Regions from separate parts of the Homo sapiens genome. Here region 1 is linked to region 2. The links are chromatin loops, found by intact Hi-C in ENCODE. Cell type or tissue: psoas muscle. All regions are shown on one strand. Links, peaks and the distances in the headings refer to the core of each region. The heading gives the core; the rest is flanking DNA. Region 1 overlaps TBC1D1 (TBC1 domain family member 1). Region 2 overlaps TBC1D1 (TBC1 domain family member 1).

Region 1 (15,552 bases), core at 2,974-10,973, 140 kb before region 2:
ACTCCATCTCAAAAATACAAACACACACAAGCAAATCCCCCATTACTCTAAATACTGATATATTCTTTGTTGCAGTTATTTCAAGCACACAGAAAAGTGTAGAGACTAATATAACAAATACCTTTGTATCACCACCTGGCTTTGTTCAAGTGAGCATTTGCCAGGGGTTGAGAACAGTGAGAAGCCCAGCTCTGGAGTGCAATGCCCAGGTGAAATGTTCCTCTGCTATTCCCTGGCTCTGTGGTCTTGGCCAGACTGTTACCTCCTGTCCCTTTCAGGTCCTCTACCTGCAGCCTGAAGACGTATAGTGAACTTTCCTCGCAGAGCTGTCATGAGGCTTAAATGAATGAATACAAATTAAAACACATATACCAAGGCCAGGTGCAGTGGCTGATGCCTGTAATCCCAGAACTTTGGGAGGCTGAGGCAGATGAATCACTTGAGGTCAGGAGTTCGAGACCAGCCTGGCCAACATGGTGAAACCCTGTCTCTATTAAAAATATAAAAATTAGCCAGGTGTGGTGGTGCACGCCTGTAATCCCAGCTACTTGGGAGGCTGAGGCAGGAGAATCGCTCGAACCCAGGAGGCAGAGATTGCAGTGAGCTGACATCGCACCACCGCACTCCAGCTTGGGTGACAGCGTGAGACTTGTCTCAAAAAATAAAAATAAAAAATGTAAACCAGACAATCAAAAAACATCAGATATCATGACTATTACCTACTCTATGAGCTTTTTTTGTTTGCTTGTTTTTTGGGATGGAGTCTCACTCTGTCACCCAGGCTGGAGTGCAGTGGTACGATCTTGGCTTACTGCAACCTCTACCTCCTGGGCTCAAGTGATTCTCATGCCTCAGCCTCCCGAGTAGCTGGGACTACAAGTGTGCGCCACCACATCTGGCTAATTTTTGTATTTTTTTTGTAGAGATGGGGTTTCGCCATGTTGACCAGGCTGTTCTCGAACTCCTGGCCTTAAATGATCCACCTGCCTTGGCCTCCCAAAGTGCTGGGATTACAGGCGTGAGCCACTGTGCCCAGCCTACTTTCTACTTTTAATGGGAACCACTGCAGACATCTTTGAAGCTTAATCACCACTACTTCCCCACACCTGGCCATATGCAGAAATATTTGGTGTTTATCCTATCAATTCATGTTTTCTGCTTTTATATGTATGTGTCCATAAAAGATATGTAGTTGAAACTAAATGAATGGTGTCATACTGTACACATCCTTCTGTAAATTAGCTTTCTTCTTTCAATATTATTTTTGAGATTTATTCCTGTTGACAAATTTTTTTTGATTCACTCACTTTAGTCAGAGTGCAAATATTCACTGCATAACCTAATTTATCTATGTTCCTATTGTTAAACACTTATTTGCTTTTTTTTCTTGCTCTTACAAAGGAGGCTGCAGTGACCTCTCTTATATAGAGCTCCTTATAGACTCATGTGAAATGTTTGGCAAGGGAAATAATGAGGAATGTCCTCACTGGGTCACAGGGACTGTGCCCCTTCAGACTACACCAGATATTATCAAGTTTCTCTTCCCTGAATGGTACAAATTCATGTTCCCAGTATCAGTATAGGAAAGTTCACCTTTATACGGTATTGTCACTTTTTAAAAATTTCTGCCAATCTAATGGGCATAAAATGTTCCTTGAATATGTCCTCCCCTCATTCTACTGCTGTTAGGTATTATTTTATTCAGTCATCTGCTGTTCGAAGACCTTATGTCTTCTTTGAATAATGAAATCCTAATTCACTAATGAATGCTACACATTTTTCAAAGCATAAAAGAGAAAGAATGGATTCTCATAAAAGCGACATTCAGCTTTGTCCAATTATCCATAATTGGACTCTCTATGAGAATGAGAATATGCATCAAAAGAATGGCTACTACCTTAGAAATTCCTTTGAGAAGGGGAACTATCATTTACCTTTGTGTTTCACACTATAGAGCGTACCCTGGACATGTAATATTGGCTTGTTCAAAATGAGTGAATGAGCAATGATCCCCAGGCAGGTCCACGGGAAATACACGCCTAAGGTAACAGACTCACTCAGCAAATAGTGACCAAGTGCCTGCTAAATGCTACGCGCCACAGGGAGGTGCACAGAATCTGTTGCAACCGGTTCTGTGCAATCACTGACCAAGTGTAAGTGCCTGTCCAGGCTCGAGGCAGCCTCCAGAGTGAAGGGAATTGCCCACAAAGGGCTCCCAGGGGCCTGCCTTCAACTCAACACCAGTTACAATGTTAAGAAAATGCAGAATTGCTTTCAAACTCATAATAAAGCTTTCATAAAAGTGAAGCAAGCTGAATTGTTTTGATATATAAAGAAAATATGAGCCAGGCGCAGTGGCTCACGCCTGTAATCCCAGCACTTTAGGAGGCCAAGGCAGGCGGATCACGAGGACAAGAGACGGAGAACATCCCATCCAACACAGTGAAACCCCGTCTCTACTAAATATACAAAAATTAGCTGGGCGTGGTGGCGCACGCCTATAGTCCCAGCTACTCAGGAGGCTGAGGCAGGAGAATCGCTTGAACCCGGGAGGCGGAGGTTGCAGTGAGCCAAGATTGTGCCGCTGCACTCTAGCCTGGCGACAGAGCGAGACTCTGTCTCCAACAAAAAAGAAAGAAAGAAAGAAAGAAAATATTAGCTAAAAGACTAAAGCAAGCAGCATCAGTTAGTAGATCCTAAGAGACAGAAGTGCATTTGTATGCATGTGTTTTTAAAGCAGGTCTGAAGAATCTCTGTGTACTTAATTCAATGTTTCTTCTGCTCTCCCCTACTATCAAAAAAGAGTCTTTTCCACGTCTATTGCCATAATTAAAATAAAATGTTTAAAAAATTGCATTTAAAAAATAATTCACATTTAGAAATGACTTGTTTCTTATTTATCTTAAAACAAGTATCTAGAAGTTTCTCCTTGGAAGATGACACTGGTTCTTAGACAATAATTTCTTTAAAAAAAAAAAACAGAGATGGGGGTCTCGCTATATTGACCAAGCTGGTCTCAAACTCCTGGCCTCAAACAATCCTCCCATCTCAGCCTCCCAAAGTGCTAGGATTACAGGCGTGAGCCACCGTGCCTGGCCCTCACAGACAATAATTTCTAATTTGGAGGCTCCACAGTGAATTCTATTGCAGTCATTATATTGCACATCCTTCAACAGATGGGGTAAACTCTAAGCATGAAAGTTTGGATTCAAGTATTCAAGCTTTAAATCCTGATGCTATACTGAAATTCTCAGTTCAGAACTCACCATCCCAGGCTGGCACAATGTATCTACCAGCAGCCTTATTCATAATCAAGCAGCTCAGAAGGAGAATGGAGAAAGAAACTCTTGACATTAATACCACAGAACAAAAAGGAACAAACTACTGATACAAGCAACTGATACATGCAACAACAAACTACTAATACATGCAACAATGTAGCATAACGTTTCTGATGAGTCTCAGAAACGTTATGCTAAGTGGAAGGAGCCAGAACTCAAAGAGTATGATGCCGGCCAGGCGCGGTGGCTCACACCTGTAATCCCAGCACTTTGGAAGGCCGAGGTGGGCAGATCACAAGGTCAGGAGATCGAGACCATCACGGCTAACACGGTGAAACCCCGTCTCTACTAAAAATATAAACAATTAGCTGGGAGTGGTGGCAGGCACCTGTAGTCCCAGCTACTCAGGAGGCTGAGGCAGGAGAATGGCGTGAACTTGGGAGGCGGGGCTTGCAGTGAGCCAAGATAGCGCCACTGCACTCCAGCCTGGGTGACAGAGTGAGACTCTGTCTCAAAAAAAAAAAAAAAAAAAAAAAAAAAAAAAGAGTATGATGCCATTTATAAGAAATTCCAGAACAGGCAAAACTAATCTAAGGTGAAAAAAATCAAAACAGTGGTTACCTGGGGGAAGGGGTAGTGAGGACTGACTAGAAGACGAATATAGGGCTACTTTCTGGTAGGATGAAATTTTTTTTTTTTTCCCGAGAGGGAGTCTCTCTCTGTCGCCCAGGCTGGAGTGCAGTGGTGCGACCTCGGCTCACTGCAACCTCCGCTTCCCGGGTTCATGCCATTCTCCTGCCTCAGCCTCCCTAGTAGCTGGGACTACAGGCACCCGCCACCACACCTGACTAATTTTTGTATTTTTAGTGGAGACGAGCTTTCACTGTGTTAGCCAGGATGGTCTCAATCTCCTGACCTCATGATCCGCCCACCTCAGCCTCCCAAAGTACTGGGATTACAGGCGTGAGCCACTGCGCCCGGCAGGATGAAAATATTCTATATCTTGATAGGGGTTTGAGCTACCTGAATGTAGCAGCAGTGGTCAAAACTCAACAAATGGTACACTTAAGATTTGCATAACCTACCATATGTAAATTTAATCTCCCCAAAATTGGAAGCAAACACTAAATTCTAGTTAATGATATACATGCTAAAGTGTTTAGGGATGAAGGGTACTGATATCACCTAATTTGAAAGGCATGCAAAAATAAGGTGGACTAATAGATAAATATATGATAAAGCAAATTAACAAAGTCTTTAAAACTGTAAAATCTGGATGGTGGGTATATGAGTGCTCATGGTATAATTCTTTCAACTTTTCTATATGTTTGAAATTTTTCATAATAAAATGTCACAAAAAAAGAAAGAAAATCTTATCTACTAGAAAACAGACCCAAGAAAATCAGTAAGTAGTTATATAGCATTAAATTTTGTTAAGCTCCTTAAAAAAACACACAATAATTAAGATAAAGTACTTAGACATCAGACAAAGTGGCTCCACTACTCACTAGTAACTGCTTGACTGCTCTTCCCCATTTCCTCATCTATAAAATGGGTATTTTACCACCTACCTCAAAAAACTTGTAGAATGAATGGAGTCATTTATGTAAGGAATGAGAACTCTATCTGGCACTTGGCAAACATTCAGTAAGTGGCAGCTGATTTCATACTAATTTTTGTACCACCTCTGTGAATACAGGTGGAAACGACAAGTCCATTGACTAAAACGTGACAGCCTCTAACTTAATGTATAAGTCTTGCCCAAACTGAACCCTGTTCTATAAGATCAAAAGACTCATTCAGGGTTTTTTCTATTTCACAACTCCTCTGACAGTTCTCCAGCACTATTCTTTTGGTCTTTGAAAAGCGCATATGGCCTCCCTGCCGACCCTGACACGCACAGCACTGAGAGAAGCGCTCACTGTCCTCTGTCCGCTTCTGAAGTCCTGTGGCCAGAGAAGTTCTTTGTCAAAGCCATGATCCTACCACGGTCTATGTCACATCTTCCCACATTTTCAAAAGCTTTAGAAATTTTTAGGTGCAACAAGAAGGTAATGAAATCCACGTGGCTAAACTGATAGCAGAAAACATGAAAAGGATCTATCAGTGAATCTCAAGGCTGTGCCTAATGGGTCTATAAAGCAGCTGCTGCTCTGAAAAACCCACTCCTCAGAGCCCATGAGAGTGTCCAGCCTGGAGTACACCAACCTCATCAGGGGATTAGGGCAGCTTCTTTATAGACGAAGACATGAGCCGTCTGGTTCATGATGTTTAGAAACCCCTAGTAAAAGTGTTACACAGATGCCAGTTCTGCTTGTAAGGCTCAGTCACTTCTACATTGAACTCTTATGTTTTTTTGGGTAAAAAAAAAACATTAAACACATTTCTCCATTGGATGATCTATGCCCAAATCATAAAAATATTATGCTGGTCCATAAAAATGAGTCTGCAGTTAGGTCAAAACTTTCCATTCACCATAAATGCTCAAAATGTTTAGTAAAAGAAGACTTTCCATCCACCGTAAATGCTTCATTCCCCTTTCTAGCAGTTATAAATTACTTCAAAATTATCAATTTCCTGTTGGAACAAGTCAGACTGACTCAGATAAAAGAAAATCAGAACAGGGAAAAAGCTATCAGTGGCACAAGAGGGGAAAAAGGGAGTGGAAAAGAGAAAAGAAATAGGCTGAAAAATGAACTCCAGAATTAACTGAAAACTTAGACCAACTGGTCCATCCAAAAATGAACAGGAGAGACACAGAACTTGAATGCTATCTTAAGGGTACAGGTTGGGAAGGGAGGAATGGCTACAAACCAAGACCACAAGTCAAAACCCCAAAAAACACAGGTCATATACTCATGTTAGAGTCACTGCTAAAGGACCTCATGGCTGGCCAATGAGATTAGAAACCGTGGCTGACACTGTACACCAGCCCAAGTGTTCAGGGAAGGCACGTGACTGCCAAAGCCACCTAGAAGGTAGAAACCTTATGTGGAGATTTGCTAAGTGTACACCCCATGAAAACTGCACACTTGGTTTAGGGTCCAGACGCAAAGGCTGCCGTAGGACAGGGCACACCACTGAGCACACAAGTGTCTTTGGAACACGTACGTGGGGAGTGTTCAAAAAGAAAAAGGGAACATACTTTTGGGAAACTGAGAAACTTGTACATCCTTCACTGATTTTTCTCTAGATTTCTGGCCAACAGGTAACTTTAGCAAATATAAAATGTGTATGTTTTGAAGCTATTAATGGTTCATTATGAATGGACTCACATGGAGTCCAAAAGACAAAGGAAATGGTCTGTGGTACCATGTAACATAGGGACTCCCAAACCTGAAGATCTTCCAAGGGAGAGATCTGCAGAGAGCCCCAGCTTCTGCCTTGAGACCCCACAAAGAGAAAAGCTAAATAAGGCTGTAGACAGTGGAGGAGGGGAGGGAGACTCTGTATTTCCACCATGCAAAATGGAATTAATCCAAGTTCTAACCTGAATAGCACATAAGTCAGGCTTGCCAACATTGTATCTGATTTGTGACCTAGCATTTATATCACAAAGGACGTTCAGGTACTTTTTGTAATTCCAAAGGCAGCCATGCAATGTCCTTCCAGGTTTACAAAGAAGAAAGGCGAGGTGACAAACCAGCTCCCTGCAAGCCAAGCAGCTCATCTTGGTGGCATCCACTCTTACACTCAATTCTTGCTGCTCTAAGCCAGTCCTCTTATTAGAGCAACTGTTCTGCCTCCACTATGGTGCAGGCAGAAACTTTTCTTATCTTCTCAAGCATACATAGTCTAACACTCCCAAATTTCCCCTCTATGTGCAACAAAGGAAAATAAAACATAGGGAGAAAAAAAGGTATCAGAGTTTCAGAAAATCCTCAAAACGTTGTTTATACAGAGACTTGGCAGAGACTTGGCAACAATTACAAGAGACAAAAATGCCATACCTGCTTCATCTCCCCAATATGGATGTGTTCTTTCTGTTTCTCTTCATATAAACATCTCAGAAAAGAAATAATCAATTCATTCTCTCGCTGCTCATTTCTCGGTCTCAATTTCTTTAAAACAAAAATCAGAAACAGGATTTATTTTTAATCGTCAACAATATTGCTAAGCCGTCTTTTTAAATGCTAACAGCTTCCATCCACTAAACTAGTGCTTTTACTCAATCATCTCACCAGGGGGCACCAATGATCCTAAAAGTAGAGAGAATTTTTAAAAAGGAACAGTGGAGCCAGTGGGCCAGATTTAGCTTTTCATCTCTGATGTCCTCCCATCTAAAAATGAATCTTTAATATCAGATAGAGACACAGTCAAAATGTTTAACAAATAAATAGTTTTTAAAACAAGAGGAAAAACACAAAATCCATATAAATACCCAAAGGTCAGGGGCCATGATGACCAAACATTGACAAACTCTTAGGGAACGGGCAAGGAAAACAGCAACGGGATTCAGTGTCATAATTTCCTATGTCGAATGTGTTCACCGTGAAGCACTCTGTGGAATCCCCATGGGGCACCCCCTTCCATACAAAACTTCATGGCATGTACATTTCTTTCTTCTTTCTTTAAAAAAAAAATTCTCTCTATGCCTTTTAACTTTTAGACAGGGTCGTGGCACAGCACACTGGACCAGAAGTCAGGACATGTAGGTTCCGGCTGCTGCCGAGAAGTGTGAAGCCAAGCCCCTTAATTCTAGCTTCCCTGTCTGCTGAAGTGAGGATGGTGCACAGAGGAAACTCTATGGTCTCCTCCTGCTCCCAAATGCTTTGGATTTGAAATGCCAGAGTGAATTTTTTTAAAGTCCACCTAATTTAATGTATGATTTTATCATATATGAAGAAAGTAAAATGAATTGTTTTGGGATACACAAAGTTTTTAGTCTATAAATTTTGAAAATACATCTTTTTTTATGTTGACAAGTATCCATTGCCTGTTCCTCCCCTCTCCCTACTCCAAATTTCCAGACTGTTCTTTAAAACAAATTCAGTGACATAAATGGATCAACTACACAAGGATCTGAATCTGGGTCAACACCACTCTTGGTCACTTCTTCCCCAGCTAACTAAGGAAGCAACTTTACCCTGCACATAATAAGCATTCAAAGCAAAGGTAACACTAACCCAGACTTTCTGACAGTCCTTTCTTAAAGAAACCCAGTCCTTTCTTAACGAAAAAGATTAAAGGTAAGTTGTTCTTGTTACTTAAGGAAAGGATAGTTAATGATTAGAAGGGTTTGTTTTCATTGAGGCCTTCCTGTTCTTTCAAATTTCGGACTGAAATATTAAATATTTTGGAGGCTACAGCAGACACTCTCAACCTGGACTCCAGGCTGTGAACCCCAATATTACAAAATTTTACAAGTTATATGCAAAAAGTGGATTTCTCTGGAGAAAGTGGGCATTAGATTCTCAAAAAGGAAAGTGGCAGTAATGCCACAATCCCAACTTAACACTGCTAGATCAAAGGGTTATGGGTACACTGAGCCCAAATGTCCACAAAACAACAAGAACTCCCATTTATGGTTGGCGGGGATGCAAAACAGTACAGCCACTTTGGAAAACAGGCCAGCAGTTTCTTGTAAAACTAAACACATTCTTACCACATAACCCAGCAATTGCACTCCTTGGTGTTTACCCAAATGAGCTGAAAACAGCATCTTTATTCACAATTATCAAAACTTGGAAGCAACTAAGATGTGCATCGATCGGCAAATGGGTAAAGAAACTGTAGTGCATCTATAAAACTGAGTATTATTCAGCAATGAGAAATAAGCTATCAAGCCATAAAGAGACATGGAAGAACCTTAAGTGCATATTGCTAAGCAAAAGAAGCCAGTCTGAAAAGGCTACTGTGTGATTCCAACTACATGACATGCTGGAAAAGGCAAAACTATGGAGAGAGCAAAAAGATCAAGGATTAGGGAGGAGGTGGGAGAACAGGCAGAACACGGGGATTTTTAGGGCAGTGAAACTATTCTGTATGATACCGTAATGATGGGCACATGACATTAAGCATCTGTCACAACCCACAGAATACAGAACACCAACAGTGAACCCAAATGTAAACCATGAACTTTAGTTAATATCAATGTACAAATATTGGCTCATCAATTATAATGAAGAAACCCTCAGTAATGCAAGATATGTTAAAAATCGGAGAAACTGTGGGGTGGGGGACAGTGAAAGCTAATACGGGAACTCTGTACTTTTCACCCAATTTTCCTGTAAACCTAAAACTGCTCTAAAAAAAATTAAGTCTATTAAAAAAAAAATGATCCAGGGAAACAGACAGGAATTATGAGGCCTCTGAGCAGGTACAGGCGCCTGATGGTTGGCCCACTCTTTCTTCTCCTGTGTCTTTAATTAAACCTTCTGGCTATCTCCACAAGAAAATGTATATTGTGCTTGGAGAAATTCTTCATCATCATCTATTTCAAAATATTTTAAAGGGCTAATCATATAGTAAGAGGAGGAGTATTAATATATTTTTCCCCTCAAAATACACTTTTAAAAGAAGGAAATTAGACCAACTGGGAACAGTATACTACCACAGTTGTTTTTCATTAAAAACTGATTAAGAATCAGAGACTGCGTCATGGAGCTTGTTAAACATCATACAGAAGTCACTAAAGCAGAGAAATAAACGTCGATGGTGTTATACACAATCAAGAAACAAATCTTTCCTTAATGTAATTCTGAAATACAATTAGTGAGGTGTCACCTCCCTAAAATCTCCCATGCAACTTCACCATCCTCGATAGTAGCAAATCATTAATTCTTTCTTTCTTTTTTTTTTTTTTTTTGAGATGGAGTCTTGCTCTTTCACCCAGGCTGGAGCTGGAGTGCAGTGGCACAATCTGGGCTCACTGCAAGCTCCACCTCCCAGGTTCACGCCATTCTCCTGCCTCAGCCTCCCAAATAGTTGGGACTACAGGCACCCGCCATCACACCCAGCTAATTTTTTTGTATTTTTAGTAGAGACAGGGTTTCACCGTGTTAGCCAGGATGGTCTTGATCTCCTGACCTCGTGATCCACCCACCTCTGCCTCCCAAAGTGCTGGGATTACAGGCGTGAGCCACTGCTCTGGGCCAAATCATTATTTCTTAAAGGTGATTTAACTTTATGAACATTCATTAGTCAGAGAGATAAGTCTTAGGAAAATAATGGGGAATCGAATTGGGTAACATCACTGTGCCATCAAAAATTACTTGCTTGTTCAAAATTAAACTATGATGTCAGAAGTCAGGATGATGGTTACCTGGAGGCAGACACAAAACAGGACTATGAGGCAATGGAAATGCCCCATTTCTTTCTTTTTTTGGGGGAGACAGCATCTCGCTCTATCCCCCAGGCTGGAGTGCAGTGGCACAATCCTGGCTCACTGCAACCTCTGCTTCCCAAGTTCAAGCGATTCTCATGCCTTAGCCTCCCGAGTAGCTGAGACTACAGGTGCGCACCACCATGCCTGGCTAATTTTTGTATTTGCCATAGAGACAGGGTTTCGCCATGTTGGCCAGGCTAGTCTTGAACTCCTGACCTCGGGTGATCCGCCCGCCTTGGCCTCCCAAAGTGCTGGAATTACAGGCATGAGCCACCGCGCCTGGCCAGAAATGCTCCATTTCTTAATCTTGGCACTGGCTGCACAGTTGTATATACCTTATAAAAATTCACTGAATTATACATCATTGATTTGTTTGCTTTTCTATATGCATGTCATACTTCAATTTATAAAAGAATATTACAAAATAATTAATCGCCTGTTAAAAGTAACAAAACTAAATTAGTTACATGTTTCTTAACCTATAAGAGGCTTATAAATTGTCATAAACGCAATTCAGATATAAACTGCCAGCTGGGCAAGGTGGCATGTACCTGCAGTCCCAGCTACTTGGGAAGCTGAGGTAGGACGATTGCTTGAGCCCATGAGTTCGCAACTGAAATGTGCTCTGATCACACCCTAGAATAACCACTGTGCTCCAGCCTGGGTAACAGAGTGAGCCCCTTTCTCTTAAAAAAAATTAATAAATAAATAAATCAATTTCCAACACTGATTGATGCATCCCAGAATGTTGAGAAAGCCCATGGTCTCCTAAGGGAACTACTTAAAAAGACAACACTCACTTGGACACTACAGTCTAACATCTTAAAACTCACTTGGACACTACAGTCTAACATCTTAAAACTTAAAGTTTTCAGTCTAACATCTTAAAACTACAGTCTAACATCATTTTAAAACCATGCAAAATCCAACTAAGCTGATATATATTCTTCAGAAAGTAAAAAGAGTCTCTTCTGACCATTAACCTTTAACTTGTGAAGTCATGTTACTTAATGAATTATCAATGTCTACTGAGTATAAATCTACTTGATTTATCTAGTCAGTATTTAATTAAGTCATTCCCTGAAACACACTCATATAGATTAGGAGAATTAGACTTGGAGATATTTTATTTACTAGCTCCACATTGGCTTCACAGCAATTCTTATCCTGAGATGATCAGTTTGGATTTAGTATATTCACCCAGTAACAGAGCATCATGGGGTCATCCTAACACATGCCCAGCTAGATATGTTTGAAAATGAAACATTTCAAAAACGCTCATAAATAAAAATATGGCTTTGCAGTGTGGTATGCCCACATGCCCATCTGGCATTAAGTTCTCAGAGTGCTCAAAATTAGCTTGTTTACAGTAGAGATAACCTCCAGCATCGTTTACACAGTTATTAGTGATTTCTTTATAGCTGTTAGAGTTCCATTTTTTGATTTAATATTCATTTACATGATCCTTAAATAAGGTATGTTTTAATAACTAAGTAATCACGTACCATTAATTTCAACGGTAATTACATTTCCCTTATGAAAATTTGCATGTAGAGGACTTTTTCCGAAACAAATTCCCCTCCAGGAAAGACTGAACAAAGGAAAATATTTACCATTCTATTTTATAAGGAGACTCAGGAAACTGCAAAGCCACCTTTTTCCTTACAACCTTTTTGAAATGTATGATTTTCAAGCACATTAGCTGGCACTGCTGTCTAAAATGAAACCAATGACTTGGTTTATAAAATGTTTTATAAAACCAAGAATGGTCATTGAGGACATAATTCAACAAGACCATCTAACAAGCCTCTAGAATAAAAGATCCATGCACAAATCTGTATCACTCAAGGAACAGCCACACTCACAGTGATGGAAGACAAGGCGAGAGCCGGCTTTTCAAAGTTGGTGAATACAACCTCCCTTTGGTGTCTGGAGCAGCTTAACAATTACAGAGACCTCTAGAACAACACACAGGATATTAACTGAAAGCTCTTTTTCTAAAGCAAACCTTAGTCGTAATCTACTCTGTTCTAAAGTGTCTTTACCATGATGTACTCAGTGTCTAAAAGCCTGCATGAGTCAAAGAGAATCTTGGAATCATATCCATTAGGAACATCTCATTGCTGCGGAAGAATATTTTGTGTATTACCTATACTGATTCATCACACTGTTTTAGGGAGAGCTACGTGGTGCTGTCTAGACAAAAAAGAAAACCCACATTATGAGAGGGAAGTTCCTCTTCTATTCTTGATAGAAAGATGGTTTCTTAAAGTGACAGGACAGCTCTAGAACAGTAAGTGGGCCAGCATTAGATGAAAAAGGCCCCAACTTGAATTGTAAATGCATTAACAATCAGAAGCATATTGTCCATTTTTGAATTCCAAATGCAAATCACAGTATATTTTCTAAGAGTATTGTGTACTTAGAACTCTAAAGATCTTTTAAGAAAAAACAAAGTAGCATGTCTCAAGTTGATTCAGAAGAAAACAAGAAAATGCAAAGACAAATGAAAATTGTGAAAATTACCCTCTAGGCTATTTGAGACATGAAAAAACATCTTTCTATGCTCTCTTCCTGAAGCATATGCCAATTCTACTGTAGAAGGAGAACAAGGGAATAAGACAAGACCTCTAACGTGATTAAAATGAGAAAGACGGCCAGGCGTGGTGGCTCACAGCTGTAATCCCAGCACTTTGGGAGGCTGAAGCAGGCAAATCACAAGGTCAAGAGTTAGAGACCAGCCTGGCCAATATGGTGAAACCCCGTCTCTACTGAAAATACAAAACTTAGCAGTGTGGTGGTGGCAGGCGGCTGAAATCTCAGCTACTTGGGAGGCTGAGGCAGGAGAATTGCTTGAACCCGGGAAGCAGAGGTTGCAGTGAGCCAAGATCGCACCATTGCACTTCGGCTCTGGGCAACAGAGCGAGACTCTGTCTCAAAAAAACAACAAAGAGAGAGAGAGACAATCCTTTCATTTTTTTTACACTAACAGAAAGCAGATCGTGGATCCTAGTATAGTCTTTTCCCAGTGAGGAAGGAAAAGCACTTAAACCCACCCAGTTGCTAGCTGTCTTGTTTTGTTTAATGGCTCCTCTATTTGTAGATCCTGCTGCCCGCCCCTCAAAAGGAGATATTTATTCTTTGATATGCTTCCCTCCCTAAAAAAGTGCCAGGGAATCATCGAAAATGCCCCTCAGCTAAAGCAGACATGAAATTTTGGATGACCTCATTAAAGATTCATAATGAACAGGCTACAGGCATGCCAGCACACACAGCATGGTCTCCCCGAGATACACTGCATCTAAATGCAAGGGCAAGAGCTAGCTTCCAAGTTTATTGCAGAAAGCTGATGAGCTTGAATTTTGTTTTGTTTTTGTAGGTTTGATATATTATCAGGTTCCAAGTAGACAGCATGACCTAAATTTATTTTCAAAAATGAAAAAAAAAGGTGTTGGGGGAAAGAAGGAATTCTGTTCAAGTTCATGTACCAAACATTGTCTCATTCGACTCCCACACTTAGGTCTGAAATCCTAAGCGGGAAGGGGCGGGCAGAGGTTTCCCAGGGAACAGATGAGTACATGCGGACCAGAGGCCGGACCTTCTGTCTCCCAGCCTGAGGCGCTTTCCATTTTATAATTTCTTCTCTCTTATTCTAACATTTGTTTAAGGAAGAGGCTTGCCTGTTTCATTTAGTTTTACTATCTAAGCTAAGGCCTGATGGGAATCTGCAATTCTGACCTGGACACTCTATGAGACTGTGAAAGCTTAAGCCAAGCATGTCCAACATGTGGCCCAGGGCGGCTCTGAATGTAGCCCAACACAAATTCATAAACTTTCTTAAAGCATTATGAGATTTTGGGCTGGGCGTGGTGGCTCACGCCTGTAATCCCAGCACTTTGGGAGGCCAAGGCAGGCAGATCATGAGGTCAGGAGTTCGAGAACAGCCTGACCAACATGGTGAAAGCCTGTCTCTACTAAAAATACAAAAATTAGCCAGGCGTGGTGGCGTGCTCCTGTAATCCCAGCTACTCAGGAAGCTGAGGCAGAAGAATCACTTGAACCTGGGAGGCGGAGACTGCAGGGAGCCCAGATCATGCCACTGCACTCCAGCCTGGGAAACAGAGCAAGACTCTGTCAAAAAAACAAACAAACAAAAACCATTATGAGATTTTTTTTTTTGCTGTTTTTTTTGTTTGTTTGTTTGTTTGTTTTTTTAGCAGCTCATCAGCTATCGTGTCTTTTATGTGTGGTCCAGGACAATCCTTCTTCTTCCAATGTGGCCCAGGGAAGCCAAAAGATTGGTCACCCCTGAAACCAAGACGAACTCAAGGCACCTTCCCCCAGGTTGGGACAACACTGGTTTGCTATTTTTTACACATAGCATTTCCCAGGTAAGCTGCCTGCCTTTTCTTTCCTTCTAGAAATTAGCAACTGTACTGTACCTGAACCTCTTCAAAAATAGTCGCCTGCTCCTGATTGGTTAATGTCGTCAGGTGCTTTTGCAGTTCTAGTTTTGTTTTGGAAGAATTCATTCCTATTAAGAGAAAAAAGAGAGGCATGAAAAAATTCTATATAAAAGTTGTGAGATAGGGAGTTAACCTCTTCCACACACATCCCCTTCACATTCTCTTCCACTTCAGACTTCCAAGGTTTTAGGAAATAAAAAAATATTTTATTTTTTTTTTTGACATGGAATCCCACTCTGTCACCCAGGCTGGATTGCAGTGGTGCAATCACGGCTCACTGATTATGCGAGCCTCAACCTCCCAGGGTCAAGCAATCCTCCCACTTCAGCCTCCCCAGTACCTGGGACTACAGGTGCATGCCACCATGCCCAGCTAATTTTTGTATTTTTAGTCTACTAAAAGACAAGGTTTCGCCATGTTGCCCAGGCTGGTCTCGAACTCTTGAGCTCAAGCAACACGCCCACCTCAGCCTCCTAAA
Region 2 (15,552 bases), core at 7,289-15,288:
TGTCCCGTCACAGTTGTTAAACACCCACGCCGCGTTCAGAGTGGACACCAAATCCAGAGGATCACAATCTTATTAGAGTCGAGAACAGTGCTTGAAGAGCCATGACATATTTCGAGTGCGATAAGAAATGCCAGTTAAAAAACATTTGGCGTGGCCAGGCACAAGTGTCTCATGTCTGTAATCCCAACATTTTGGGAGGTGGAAGCGGGCGGATCACTTGAGGCCAGGAGTTCGGGACAAGCCTGGCCAACATAGTGAAAACCCATCTCCACTAAAAATACAAAAATTAGCTGGGAGTGGTGGCGGGCGCCTGTAATCCCAGCTACTCAGGAGTCTGAAACAGGAGAATCTCTTGAACCCGGTAGGCAGAGGTTGCAGTGAGCCAAGATTGCACGACTGCATTCCAGCCTGGGCGACAGAGAGACCCCCCAAAAAAGGCGCTTACACCAAAAATACTTCCATGTACACTGTCTCTGACTTACCCTGGGCCCGGCACACACTCTGCCCACTGCCCTCGACCACACACCAGCCTGCACTTCTCCACCTATTACCATCTCAAGAACCCCCGCCATTTCCCACTCAAAATCCCCTCTTTCCTTTGACTGATGTAAAACAGCACCATGTAATGTCAGAAGCCCCAGCCTAACACTTCTGCTACCTGCTCCTCAGTGCTGGAAAGTCCCTTTAAAGGAAGCAGAGCTTTTTCCTCCGTGGATAAAGAAAAGAATGAAAATGCAATTACTTTTATGAATGATCTAAAATGACAATCAGTATGAGGGGCAGATTGGATTTTCTTCTGAGTAGAGATTTTGTAGAAGAGACAAGGCTGAAGAACTGGAGAGAAGAAGAACCCTGAGATGATTTTCTTAGACTTGAGAATGTTTCTAGGTCTGAGTCTGGGCAGACTCTTGATTTCTTTGGGATGTGATGAGGTAAAGATCTAGTCAGGGTCACTCATGCAACCATCAGTTTCCAGAGTGGATATGTCCATTTACTTACCATGTTTACTTACCATGGACTCAAAGGCAACACTACATTTTAACCCAGGACCTTATGCCACTGTGTTCACACATTCTGAGGGACGTTCATGGGTGTTAGGAGAAAATGTAACCTATGGTGCATGTATGGTGCATGCCTGTAATCCCAGCTACTTGGGAGGCTGAGGCAGGAGAATCGCTTGAACCCGAGAGGCGGAGGTTACAGTGAGTCAAGATTTCACCATTGCACACCAGCCTGGGCAACAGATGAAACTCCGTCTCAAAGAAAAAAAAACTGCTAGATAGATCAATGGATTTTAACATAATAAAGTGCAAAAAATACTTTGATATAGTTTCAGATTTCATATTACAGCTAACCTTCTAAAAACTACCACTTGTCGAGTTGTAGCATTAAATAAAAAGATCCACAATTTTCTAAAAAGGCTATGGATATAGTGCTCCATTTTCCTACTATGTAGCAGTGTGAGGCCAAATTTTCTTCATATATTCAATTAAACAATCCATCACAACAGAATGAATAGAGAATCAGCTATGAGAATCCAGTTATCTTCTATTAATTCAGACATTAAGGAGATTTGAAAAAATGTAAAACTCTTATTACTAAATATTTTTTGGAAGACATAGTTATTCACAAAAACATGTTAACATGTAGATGTTTATTACTTTTGTTTTTTAACAAATTAATATCTTTACAATATCTGAGTTTTAATTTCTAATAGAGTACATATTAGTAGATATAACCCAAATAAACCGATGGTCTTTGGGATCCTTAACAACTTTGAGGAGTGAAAAGAAATCCTTAGAACAAAATGTTTGAGATGCTGCCTTACTGCATTTGATCATGGAAGCTTTTCCATGTGGAGCAGTTTAAGTATACAAGGGGTCTTCAAAAAGTTCATGAAAAATGCATATTATTTAAAAACTATGCATGGATTTCCATTTTTTGGCACCAAATAAACTTGTATTAACTTGTAGCATGTCTGAACAGGATCTGGGATGAGGCTCTAAGAAGGATAAGACATCAGTTTGAAAAGACCCCCTATCAGAGAAACATGAATCCTGCTAAAATCAAAGCAAGAAGAAACATCAAACTTATGGTGAAGTTTGGGTGGAAGAATGGTGAAATCACTGATGCTTTACAAAAAGTTTATAGGCACAATGTCCAAAGAAATCAGCAGCTTACAAATGTATAACTCATTTTAAGAAAGGATGAGGCCAGGTGTGGTGGCTCATGTTTATAATCCCAGCACTTTGGGAGGCCAAGGCAGGTGGATTACTTGAGGTCAGGAGTTCGAGACCAGCCTGGCCAACACGGTGAAACCCTGTCTCTACTAAAAATACAAAAATTAGCCAGGCACGATCATGTGTACCTGTAATCCCAGCTACTTGGTGGGCTGAGGCAGGAGAATCGCTTGAGCCCGGGAGGCAGAGGTTGCAGTGAGCCGAAATCGGGCCACTGCACTCCAACCTGGGCAACAGAACAAGACTGTGTCTCAAGCGGGGGGGAAAAGAAAAAGAAGGGACGAGACAATATTGAAGATGAAGCCTGCAGCAGCAGACCATCCAGATAATTGTTTGAGGAAAATATTCATCTTGTTCATGCCCTCATTGAAGAGGACCAACTAGCCAATATCATAGACATCTCTGCTGGTTCAGCTTACACAATCCTGGATGAAAAATTAACACTGAGCAAACGTTTTACTAGATGGGTGCCAAAACCATTGCCCTCAGATCAGCTGCAGACAAGAGCAGAGTTTCTAATGGAAATTTTAAACGGGTGGGATCAAGATCCTGAAGCATTTCTTCAAAGAATTGTAACAGGTGATGAAACATAGTTTTACCAGCGCAATCCTAAAGATCAAGACAAATTTAAGCAATGGCTACTGAGAGCAGAAGTGGTCCAGTCAAAGCGAAAGTGGACTGGTCAAGGGCAAATGGTTGCAATAGTTTTTTGGGATGCCCAAGGCATTTTGTTTGTTGACTTTCTGGAGGGCCAAAGAATGATAACATCTGTTTATCATGAGAGTGTTTTGAGAAAGTTAGCCAAAGCTTTAGCAGAAAATCGCCTGGGAAAGCTTCACCAGAGTCCTTGTCCACCATGACAATGTTCCTGCTCATTCCTCTCATCAAACAGGAGCAATTTTGCAAGAGTTTCCATGGGAAATCATTAGGCATCCACCTTACAGGCCTAATTTGGCTCCTTCTGACGTCCTTTTGCTTCTCAATTTTAAAAAATCTTTAAAGAGCGCCAATTTTTCTCCAGTTAATAATGTATAAAAGACTGTATAAACATGGTTAAATTCCCAGGACCCTCAGTTCTTTAGAGACCGACTCAATGGCTGTTAACATTGCTTACAAAAGTGTCTTGAACTTGATAAAGTTTATCTTGAGAAATAAAGCTTATGTATATATGTGTTTTTTACTTTTTAATTCAATTTTTCCACAAAATGTTTTGAAGTTTCCTCATATTCTATGGAACATACAATAGAAAACAATCTCATGGCATGCTTATAAAATTGTTCCTTTACATGCCTCTTCTCCCAAGACATTACTCAGTGAATTAATTAGATGCTGGTCAAAGGGTTTCCTCGCAAACTGTAGTTTTGTGTTTATGATGCTGGCAGTAAATGCATATGTCTTCTCTGGCAAATGCAGTTAGTGCTGACCTCATCTGTTTAGAAGAGGCCTTAACCTGGAGAATTATTTCACCCAGCAAATGTTATAAGTAGTCAAGAGAATGCTCCTACAGCAGATAATCCTTCGCTATGAGATACAGTGACATTGGTGTCCCAAGAACAGAAAATCTATCACGCTGTTAGCATCATGGCCAGTGTGATTTACTGTTCTGTTTCCAACAACAAAATCACTGATTGAGGTATATACCTATACTACAAATTATTCTTTTATTAAATGAGCAGAGTAATGACAATTTGTGTTTGCAAAAATGGTATGCAAGCCAAAAATCACTTAAGAACTAATTCATATTTCAACCATGGGTTTTTAGCATATAGAGTAAGTCCAATTCTCTACTTGGGGAAAGACTGGAAGTCCCAATTACAGAATTTGGTTATAAATCTCTTTCTCTTGTCAGGCATCCGAATGACTGGCCAGAAGCCTATTCTCAGATGGCCGTAAAAGATTTTGGGAAAGAGTCAAATGTGTAAAATGCTGAACAACGATTCCACGCACAAACTCTCCCCAAGGAAATTCAGTCCAAATACTATATAGAGCTGGACTGAGGTACAGGCTGTTCAGTCCTCTCATTTTCATTCTGGAATTTGTCCAAATAATAGGAGCCATTAAGTTATACGTGTAGTTTTTAAAATGTTCCTCAAATATGACCAGAATCTCATCTTTGAAAGCTGAAGGCACTCATCTAGGTATCATGTTTCTTTTTACCTAAGACGTGAAATGAAATTAGCATATAATCTGCCTCTAGTAAAATTTTCTTGAATGAAAATGTTTTTATGGCTATAAATGCTTACTAAGTTTCAGGTCGAGTGCTACCTCATTTAGTCTTTCCAGCAACTCTATTGGATAAATACTGTAATTATCCCCATTTAACAGATAAGAAAACAGACTCAATTGCCTGAGGCCACCCAGTTTATGGGTGCAGAAGTAGGATTAGAGTACAGGAAGTTAGTCCCTCTGAATCTCCAAGCCTGATGCTGCCGTGCCCACTTGAGATGTGTGGACAATAACATGAAATGATTTATAATATGAGAGTTTGATTCTGTGAGTGAAATGGTGGTTTTGAGCTCCATATTAGCCTTTATTTCACAAAGCCTTCTCTACCCTTTGGGTGTGTGTTAGGCTCCCTTCTCAGTCCTTCCATTATGTCCTATACATAGATCACCTGGTCCTATTCCCCACTGATGCTCCTGCCTTCCTACAAGCCTCTGCTAATATCATCTCCAACAGTACCTGCAACAGCAATTCTGAATGACTAGAAGAACCAACAAATGAACAAGCAAAAGGGCATCTACTTGATACCAAGAATATTAATTTCTAAATAAGGTCCTTACACCCTAGAGAGTACATAAAATAACCTAATGGAGTGCAGAGAGAAAACTTTAGCATTTCTATCCAGATTTTAACCTTGAAAATATGAGAAGCTTTCAAGGCTTCACTGACAGTTAACAGGTGGATTGACACTCGCATCCTCGCCCTGTACATGTGGCAGACAGCTTGAATCACATGTGACTTGGCTTGCTTGGCACCCAAAACAACGGCAAGACTCCACAGTCCATGGGGTTAGCTGTGGAGCCCTGAGCCCAACTGAGAAAGTTGCTATTTGCATTATATTTTCAATTTTATCTAAGCTAATCCTCATAAAATGGGCAAGCATCTTCAAATGAGTCCTGCCCAGAGCTACAACGAATGCTAATAACAAAGCAAGCACAAATGAACGAGGAAAGAGCAGAACTTTTACCATGTCTCACATTTTTTTTCAGCCATATCATGTGATAATAACAAGCTAATCAGATCTGACCTGAGGTTTGCGAAAGAAAAAAACACAAAGAACCCCTGATCGCATCAAAACTTAGATGCATATCCAGCGTTCTTATCAATGACCTTTGCCTAAGTGAACATTATGCCTTGGGAAACTGGCCAGTAGCATTTTTACACAGTTTACGAATGACTATATTTTTCTTAATAGGATTACAAATGTGGAGATTTAGAACTTTGCCACTCAAAGTGCAACCTGCAAAAGGGCAGCATCAGCATTTCTTGGCAGCTTGTTACAAATGCAGTCTTGGGGTCCACCCCAGACCTACTGAATCAAGATTCACATTTTAACAAGATCCCCAGGTGACTCACAAGCTCATTTCAGTTTGAGAGGCATGGCTTTAGAACATTCATCTGAAATAATGTACATCTTAACACTTCTGCTCTTAATTAGTAGTTTTAGACTGATTTCTCTTGAATTTTTGAACTCAAAAACTGATAATTTCTCGTATCTGTTTTCAAATGTGCTTTAAAACTATAAACTATCACCATAAAACAAAAATTCAGCTAAGTAATCAATTTATAACTGCAGCATTAATTCCTTATTCATTTCAGTATACTTAAAATAAATATCCTGACCCCCATACAATAAAAACCAGCCAGCCACACCTTAGTCTTTTGGATCTCCATCTCACTTACTTTTGTTTGATCATCGGCTTTGAACACATAGCAGATACTCTGCCGGTGGACAGCGTCTTCCTTAATCAGACAAGCAAAGTAACTTGGGTCATGACTGTTGTGAATCAGTTTGTGAACACGCTGAGGCTTGCACTCAAAGATGCTGGAATAGATCAGGGGATCCCACTGTTGACTTCTCCCTGGCTCAGGTTCACATCTCAGTCCAGAGGGTGAAACGCAAAGCCGGACTTGCTTGGTTACAGGTTCCTTTCTGGTGGACTGCCTGCTGAGTCTTCGCACCTCAGCCACAACCCAGGGCAGCATGGGCATGGTGGTCAGGGAATGCACAGGCAGGGAGCCCACCAGCTGCAGGCCAAAATCCACCGAGACCTCGTTAGAAAGCAGATGTTTCCTTGCTGTGAATGTTATTGGTTCCATCTTGGGAAGGGTCTGGGAACTCAGCAAAACAGTTATCACTGTTTTTCTGTTTTGGATCAAGCAATCTATTTTACACACTTCATATGCAGAAACCTGGGGGAGAAAACCAGAGGCATTAGAATTTAATGAAGTCATAGCAATAGCTACCTTCAAAGGGCTATTATTTCAGAAGAACTCAAAAGCCTGAAACCCAAATATAATAAGAGGTTCAAATAAGCTTCTCTGCCTAGAAAGAACTTTCTCAAAATTGTATTCCATATAAAACCTGGTTATGGCATAACTGTCACACTCATTACAGGTAACAAAGAGCCCACTGGGAAACTACTATGAAACACAAACCTCCTAAAGCCAACAAAGGCCCCCATGATAGAAGACGATACAGTGCTACTCTGACAGCATTAAACCTCAGTTTTAAACAACTGATCTGGGACAAGTAATATCACTTAAGATATTACTTACATTTTAAAAGACTCGCCCAGGTAGTCTAGAGGTTCTGAATCACAAATCCACCTTCCATTAACATGTCTTCAGTGCCTATTATGTTGCAAACATTGTCTTAAACACTGTTTTATTCAGTTCATGTGCTATAAGCTATCACTCCAACACCTGGCTTCTTCTCATCAACAGATATCAATGTTAGGCCAGGTGCAGTGGCTCACACCTGTAATCCCAGCACTTTGAGAGGCCAAGATAGGTGGATCACCTGAGGTCAGGAGTTTGAGACCAGCCTGGCCAACATGGTGAAACCCCGTCTCTACTAAAAATACAAAAATTAGCCTGGTGTGGTGGTAGGTGTCTGTAATCCCAGCTACTCAGGAGGCTGAGGCAGGAGAATTGCTTGAATCCAGGAGGCAGAGGCTGCAGCAAGCCAAGATTGTGCCACTGCACTCCAGTCTGGACAACAGAGTGAGACTCTTTCTGAAAACAAACAAACAAAAAACAGAAAACGCTTCTACCAAACCCAAACCCAAACTCCCTTAACTACATTTCCCTGTCTATGTTCTTTCTTCCTTTTTTTTTTTTTGAGACAGAGTCTCGCTCTGTTGCCCGGGCTGGAGTGCAGTGGCACGATCGTGGCTCACTGCAACCTCCACCCCCTGGGTTCAAGCAATTCTCCTGCCTCAGCCTTCCAAGTAGCTGGGATTACAGGCATGCACCACCACACCTGGCTAATTTTTGTATTTTTAGTAGAGATGGGGTTTCACCATGTTGGCCAGGCTGGTCTCGAACTCCTGGCCTCAAGTGATCTGCCCACCTTGGCCTCCCAAAGTGCTGGGATTATAGGCATGAGCCACAGTGCCCAGCCCTTTTCTGTTTTCAACAACCACGTTTGATGTATCCTAACGCCTTCTTGTCCTATTGGATGACAAAACCCTTTTGTTCAAAGCTGAGTTGTCTGTGGGATCTCAAGCCCTATTCTTTACTCACTTGCTCCCTGGATCTTCAGTCTCTCCTGTATCCAGCTCCCTGCCCCTGCCCCACTCCCCTAGCATATGGACAGATGCTAAGGTGAAACTCCATGAAGGCAGGCGTTGCATCTGTCTGATTCACTGCTATCTCCCTCGTGTCTGCCATAGTGCCTGACTCAAAGTAGGGACTCAATACGTATTTTAAAAGAATAACTGAGGGGCTCAATAAGTATTTTAAAAGAATAACTGAGGTCTCTCCAATCGAAAAAAAAAAAAAAAGATATTTCCTTTGATTTCAAACTTCCCTTGGCCATGGCTCTTTCTCTTCCTTCCCTCCAAGGTAAGGTCTACACTTACTGTCTCCACTTCCTATTGACCATCCATTCCTGGTTTGTAAGGCCTGGTTTGCCCTAGGGATCCACTGAAATTCTGTTAAAGTTGCCGAGGTCCTCAAGGTTGTAAAATTTAAAGGAGGCTATTTAGCCCCTGACTGCCTTGTTTGCTCTGACGAATTTCTCAATCTTGGCCACACCTTCCTTACTTTTTTTTTTTTTTCTTTTTTTTTTGAGACGGCTCCTCGCTCTGTCGCCCAGGCTGGAGTGCAGTGGCGCGATCTCGGCTCACTGCAAGCTCCGCCTCCCGGGTTCGCGCCATTCTCCCGCGTCAGCCTCCCGAGTAGCTGGGACTACAGGCGCCTGCCACCGCGCCCGGCTAATTCTTTTGTATCTTTAGTACAGACGGGGTTTCACCGTGTTAGCCAGGATGGTCTCGATCTCCTGACCTCGTGTTCCGCCCGCCTCGGCCTCCCAAAGTGCTGGGATTACAGGCTTGAGCCACCGCGCCCGGCCACACCTTCCTTCTTGAATCTCTTCTGGTTCTTATCTTACCTTTCTGGTTGTTTCTTTCCACATACTTCAAAGGCTTTTCTTCCTGTGTTTGACTTCATCCTCTCCCCTCATTTCACCTGCTGTTTTGGGCAATCTCACCTAATCTTTTGGTGTCAAGCACCACATTCTGGTGATCCTGCTGCTGATGACAGCAGCTGACTTCTATTGAGTACCACGCACTTTGCCTATGTTGTCTCATTTAACCTTTGTAACATTTATCCGCTAGAGCCCACTATGATGAACTAGGAAACTGAAGCCCGGAGAGCTTCAGTCACTTATCACAGGAGATGGGGGGCAATTTGCACTTGAGTCTAAATCCCATCCCCTTGACTGCTGCACAAGAATGCATCTACCACATACACCCTAATGGTGCCCAAGTGTTCTGCTCCCACGGAAGCCTCCTTCCTGAGTTCCAGATCCATATAGGCCATTAAATATTTCTATCTGGATAGCCTATAGGCTCCTAGGCCTGAATTTAGTTATTTTAAAGCTAACTCGGTCTCATCTCCCTCCTTCCCAGAATTTCTTTTCCCTCCTATGTGCTGTATCTAGGTGAATAGCATCACTACTCACTGAATGGCCAAGGGGTCATTCAGATCCCTTCTTCATCCTATTACTACCTCTAACTGACTTCACCAACTACTCTTTCTTTTTCGTCCTAGAGAAAAGGTGCCCCATCCTTCAATCCACCCATCGCATATTTCCTGGAGTAACTTAATCAACACAAAATTTATCATATCACACCCCTGCTAAAAATTCTCTAATAATTCCCCCATACAATCTGAAGTCTTCTACCTGGCATATAAGGTCTCTCAGGAATCTGGCTGTGTCTATATCTCCAACTTTATATTCTCCCCTAAAATGCCCTCCTTGGTGCACCTTTTAAAGGCTCTGAAGATAGAGAACTAGTTATGGTTCCCCGTTTCTCATGCCTCTGAGCCATGGTGCATACGGTTCCTCTCTCCTCAGAATATAATCCCTGCCACAAACTGCAAAGGGTCTGAGATTTTACCTTACTTGCAAACTAACACGTTAGCCCGCCACAGTTATCCTGCTGGTAGAAAACATGAGACTCCTGGGTTGGAGACGAAGGACAATTTATTACTCAGGGCAGTCACAGTAGCCAGACAGTCAGCATTTCTCTTGGTTCCCTGACCCCCAATTCCCACAGGTCAGGTGACATCTGTATCATGGTGGGTTACAGGAAAGGCAGCTGAGTTTAGGGAGCCGGAATATCTTATAGTGGGAAGTACAGGAAGCAAGCGTGTCTGCCCTTTGCTCCAGAGGAAGACTCTATTTCTATCTTCCATGACTGTTTGCTGTAGAAACATGATGGAAAAGGTAGTTTGGAACACAGGCACTCAATGCCCTGCTTACAAGGTGTGTAGAAACAGGAAGGACCCATGGAGAGTCATCTACCAACAGTCTCCATCCTTGTCTTCTATTTCCAACTAGTACTTAAGTCCTACCTCAAGCAACTACCACCTCTTTTTTCCAAGGTGTTTTAGGGCATGTATCAGCAGGCTTTTCTGCACTTTCTACCCAATCACCATATTTAAGAGTTTGAATAGGTGTCCCTCAAGAAGACCGTAAGCTTCTTGAATTCTTAAGGTTTGGGGTTTCCAAAATCAGTATTCAAATTTTAAACCTTTTCTGAACAGGAACTGAAGTCTATTCTTTTTACTCTGTGTTTTTCTGTATAATATATATGCACAATGCTAAGAGCAAATTTTTATAATATAATTTGAACATAACTCATAGCTAATTTTTTATTTCAAATGTTCAAGAAATAAAAAATAAAGCAATACTTTATTTACAGCTCAGGCATTTCATGAAAGTAAAGTCCCTGACTGTCCTTTAAAGCACAGCTTCTCCTAATAATGAAAACGGACTTGAAGTTCACATAATCCCATAAATAATGATCTCTCTTTCTCTTTATTCTCTCTCTCACAGGTGAAAATGACATTAAATGTCTGGATCGACTTCTACTCCTGTAACAGAATCTGTTTCATGTTCTAACTGTTGACAGCTGCTAATCCCAAAACATGTTTAAAGAAGTACTAGAATTATTACAAAGGATAAATCTGAGCTCTATCAATTATTTTAGATGATGCAGTTATTAATATAGTGGCAACAAGCATAGCAGAATTACTTTCAATTTCCTTCTTAGAGTATAGATGTACACAGTACCAAAAATTCAGTCATTTAAATCAGTTGATAATAATCAGTCATCAAATGAGTCCTGCCATTTCATTGACAAAACATTTCAATGCCTGAAGTTTTTGTTTTTCAACCAGCTGTAGCATGTTCTTAGCTTCTCTGTAAAAAGTAGATTAGACCTTAGCACTGTTCATAAACTATCAAATAATAAGTTCTACATCCAACATAGCCATAATTATTTATAAGCAATTCAGATTCTGCTAATATAAGATTCAGGGTAACTTAGATCAGGTGAATATCTACATTACTTGTCAATAAAAACTTCCATAACAGAGATAAACTATGCAAATAATATTAGGGATTTGGTTTAAAAGTAACTGCAATTTTTGCCATTAAAAGGAATGGCAAAAACTGCAATTATTTCTGCACCAGTTTAATACTAACAAACCATTTGATTATTTTTTAAAGCCATCTCAATCCATGTTATTTGCACTCAACCTTTGACCATTCTTTAAGCCCCAAATAGAACCTCATATTCCAAGGAGAACTCTTATGTTTCATACCCTCAGCAAGAAATACTGTGATTCCAATAAGCTTCTAGTAACGTTCTTGTTAGTAGAGTTGTCTGTGTACACGCCCTATCCCTCTACAGCAAACCTGTGTATTCTGCACAACTCCCACCTAGCACAGTCTTTAAACATAGTAGCTACCCAAGACACAAAGATGTCCTTTATTAGAACAGTTTCAATAATCTTGTTAATGTGTCCTGCTATGCTACATATCTCTGGCAGCATACACTTAGAATCATAAAATTTTAAAGCTAACAAGCTCCTTTTAAGCCATTTAGAAATTTCCCTAATATTTGAAATGAGGCAACTAGATTCTGGAAAAGTTAAGTGGCTTGTCCAAATTTAGTGACAGAATTGGGACAATCCAAGTCCCTGACTCCCATCCAAGTGCTGCAGAGAACCCCAACTTCCTCATGAAAACACTTTCAAGTGTGAAGTTGAAAAAGCAAGTTACTCAGCTTCTCCAAATATTGTTTGTTCTTATAAGAGAATGGAACAAGATCATCCCCAAGTTTTCTTCCATCTCTAAAATCTGGTAAATCTTATTTTCATAATGTATAATACCAAATGTCCCCAACATTGTGTGGGGATGGAAAGCTGCTCCCTTCTTCCCTTAAAGAACAAAAATGTGGGGGAGGTACATGAAGAAAGGATGGGAATTATTGATCAGGAAGTGAGAGAAGCAAGGGTAGGTATTAGTAAGCTGCTTATTGGGAACCCCCTTTGTTCCCAGCCCCCTCCACTCCTTCACAGCAAACTACAGAGAGCAGGATGGGGACTTTACAGTAACTGACAGTACAACAGCCTCTGCAGCTTCAGCCCTCACCTCCTCAGAATGCTGGTGGGAGTGGGTAGGGAGAGAAGAAAGGATGAATGGAGGGGTGCTAGTGGCCTCTAGCTCTAGGTCAGATTAGGAACCGGCCAATATTGATTGGCTGTTGGGGACCCCAGAATGGACAGGAAGTCCCCAGGCAGCTACTCATATTGCTCTGTGAATCAATGGTTTAATTTCTCTGTTCTTTACGCCAGATGGAGTGAGCATGCACCTGAACAGAATTATACTGCAACCTGAAGTACTCTAATCCCATGCAGTAGGCTCACTGACTTGGCTACACTCTTCATCCACTTCCTCCACAGGATTCCACCCCAACGGGAGCAGTGTGTTCCTCACCCAGGAATCCCACAGGGAGCAACAACCCTTGGAGTAGAGGCTGTTTCACCATTGCATGGAGCTCCTGAAACCAGTGGTTCTAAATGTTTTCATCATCAAGGATGCTTTAGTACTGGGGTGTGCCTTTCTAATTTGACATGTAAAGTAATGATGCTTTTGAATGACTTCTTTCTCATATAAATTATTATTATTATTTGAGACAGAATCTCACTCTGTCACCCAGGCTGTAGTGCAGTGGCGTGATCTCAGCTCACTGCATCCTCCGCCCCCTGGGTTCAAACAATTCTTCTGCCTCAGCCTCCCCAGAAGCTGGGATTACAGGTGTGTGCTACCATGCCCGGCTGATCTTTGTATTTTTGGTAGAGATGAGATTTCGTCATGTTTGCCAGGCTGGTCTCCAACTCCTGACCTCAAGTGATCTGCCAGCCTCGGCCTCCCAAAGTGCTGGGATTACAGGCACGAGTCATATAAATTAGAGCCAACTCAAGGCTAGTCCTTTAGAATGGCACTGTCACTTCTTATACTCTTCATTGCACAGGAAAAAGGGTGGGAAATGGGCGAGTGTCCTAGCTGGCCCTCAGAGATTATGTATAACCCTCCTACCTGCAGTGTTCCTTTAAGTTATTCTGCTAAAAGTAAAAAGAATAGTTACCAACACATTATCATAGTGTGTTTATTAACTGATTTAACTTACAAAACGTTGGACAATAAAGGAATATTATCATTGAATAGTGGCACAGAAAAGTGAGGTCACCTGCCCAAGGCCATACTATAAGAAGTGGCAGAATCGGGATTTGAACCCAGGCCCTTTGGCTCCAGAGTTTGCTTGCTCTTAACCACTTTGCTAGAGCAATATCTGTTGACCACCTACCACTTCATGGACATTTTACATTCATGATCTTCTGTACGTTCACAAAGCTGAGAAGTAGGTTTTGTCATGCTCATTTTACCAAAGGGTTCCCTCACTAATAAATTGTGAAGGTGGCATTTGAATCTATATCTGTCTTATCTACAAACTTCTGTTGTTTCTCACAGATGATATCCAAAGATCCCATAGATCTTTAGATGGGAATAACCCTCAAATATCTTTCTAGTGGATTAGCTGGGTTGGTCTATCTAAATTTTGCTTGGCCTCAGCAATCCAAACCTAACATCAAAATTATACTCTAAAAGTATAAAATAAATAAACATAATAATAGCAATAAATAATATTGAGTGCTCACTGTGTACCAGGCACTGTTCTAAGCACTTTGCATGTATAAATTCACTAATTCTGGCAACAAACCTATAGGGCTTACCTAATTCAGAGGTTTAGATTTGCTGATTATATAAAATGTGCTGATAAATACACGCATTGTCTTTTGAAGAGAAAAATAGCTGTTGCTCATCTCAAAGGAGACAGGCACACTCAAAATTAAATGCCTCTTTGTTGGTTCTAAAATGTATTTCCTACATTCTGCACAGCTTCATAAAAACCTACATATCAAGAGTTTTTCAGTTGGCCCAAATATGACACATCTTTTTCTAAACATCTGAAATCTGAAAAGGGACACATTGCCCCTGCATCTAAGACCTCATCAAATGGAACTTTTGGCTTAGAAATGTCAAAAACTGGTCGGGCGCCGTGGCTCACACCTGTAATCCCAGCACTTTGGGAGGCCAAGGCGGGTGGATCACAAGGTCGGGAGTTCAAGACCAGCCTGGCCAAGATGGTGAAACCTCGCCTCTACTAAAAACACAAAATTTAGCCGGCCGTGGTAGAGCACGCCTGTAGTCCCAGCTACTTGGGAGGCTGAGGCAGGAGAATCACTTGAACCCAGGAGGCGGAGGTTGCAGTGAGCTGAGATCACGCCACTGCACTCCAGCCTGGGTGACACAGCAAGACTCCTTTCAAAAAAAAAAAAAAAAGTCAAAAACCTTGAAGCATGAAAACCTTCATGTCTTTCGTGAAGAATCTGGTCTAAAGATATTTTTTATTGGAATGTGGTGTTGGAAAGGAAGAAAAGTCAGTGAAGGAAATTGTAAGGTAACAGTTCTGACTGAAAACCTAAATCCTTCGTCATCACTACAGGGATACAAACCCCAACACTACTCTGCTGCTGAATGGACTCAGTGGCACGATCATGTTTCACTGCAACCTCCGCCTCCTGGCTTCAAGCGATTCTCCTGTCTCAGCCTCCCAAATAGCTGGGACTACAGGCACATGCCACCATGCCTGGCTAGTTTTTGTAGATCTATATTTTTGTAGAGACAGGGTTTTGCCATGCTGGCCAGGCTGGTCTCGAACTCCTGACCTCAAGTGATCCACCCGCCTTGGACTCCCAAAGTGCTGGGATTACAGGCATGAGCCACCATGCCTGGCCATGGACTCAGTCATTTTAATGAGCAGATTTTACTTCTCAAGTTTAATGACCAAGAGATGAAAACTGCTGAGAAATATATAAAATATTGAAACTAACGTGGTCATTAAACTTGAGAAGGGCAGCACGGTAGACTGGAAAAGGGCAAAACAAATGATCCTGAGGCACCCACACATATACAGGAAGTCCCCAAATGGGCCGTGATACATTTTCAGTCCTCTGGGAATCTGAAAAGAGCAAAAACTGGGGACCTACAGAGAAATGCTGTGGAGAGAGTAGGAAGGACTTCAGGGAGCTGCCATTCTGTCAGATCAAATTAAAAGCATGTTCAAAGACAGAATCCTCTTGAGCCCCTTGCTCTCCTCCCTACCATCTACTCTAGAAAGCTGGTGGCCAACAGAGCAGGCAGCTGTGGTGCCTGCTCCAGGCACCA

Evidence for each region. A loop is a pair of places that touch in the nucleus more often than their neighbours do. Peaks named below come from ENCODE experiments on the same cell type or tissue, not always from the same donor. Only the 100,000 strongest peaks of a DNase experiment are listed, where the experiment ranks them.
Region 1: a loop joins it to region 2, with 3.0 times the contacts of the local background. A loop is called at or near these places in 42 of 110 quality-filtered maps.

The regions. Positions count from the first base shown.
Region 1 is chr4:38,027,378-38,042,929 of GRCh38, reverse strand. TBC1D1 (TBC1 domain family member 1) reads right to left here. Exons shown (of 22, transcript NM_001396959.1): 7 at 15,051-15,142; 8 at 7,232-7,342. Among named protein-coding and RNA genes, the nearest start is that of PTTG2, 75 kb to the right of the region's middle. In psoas muscle, for the core only: a CTCF peak has its summit at 7,436 (motif pointing right); no DNase peak of the experiment used is centred there.
Region 2 is chr4:37,893,107-37,908,658 of GRCh38, reverse strand. It overlaps TBC1D1 (TBC1 domain family member 1), which reads right to left. Exons shown (of 22, transcript NM_001396959.1): 2 at 6,147-6,656. The coding sequence starts at 6,563. Among named protein-coding and RNA genes, the nearest start is that of TBC1D1, 9.8 kb to the right of the region's middle. RefSeq lists enhancers at 6,832-7,395, 8,570-9,108, 15,428-15,552. In psoas muscle, for the core only: no CTCF peak of the experiment used is centred there; no DNase peak of the experiment used is centred there.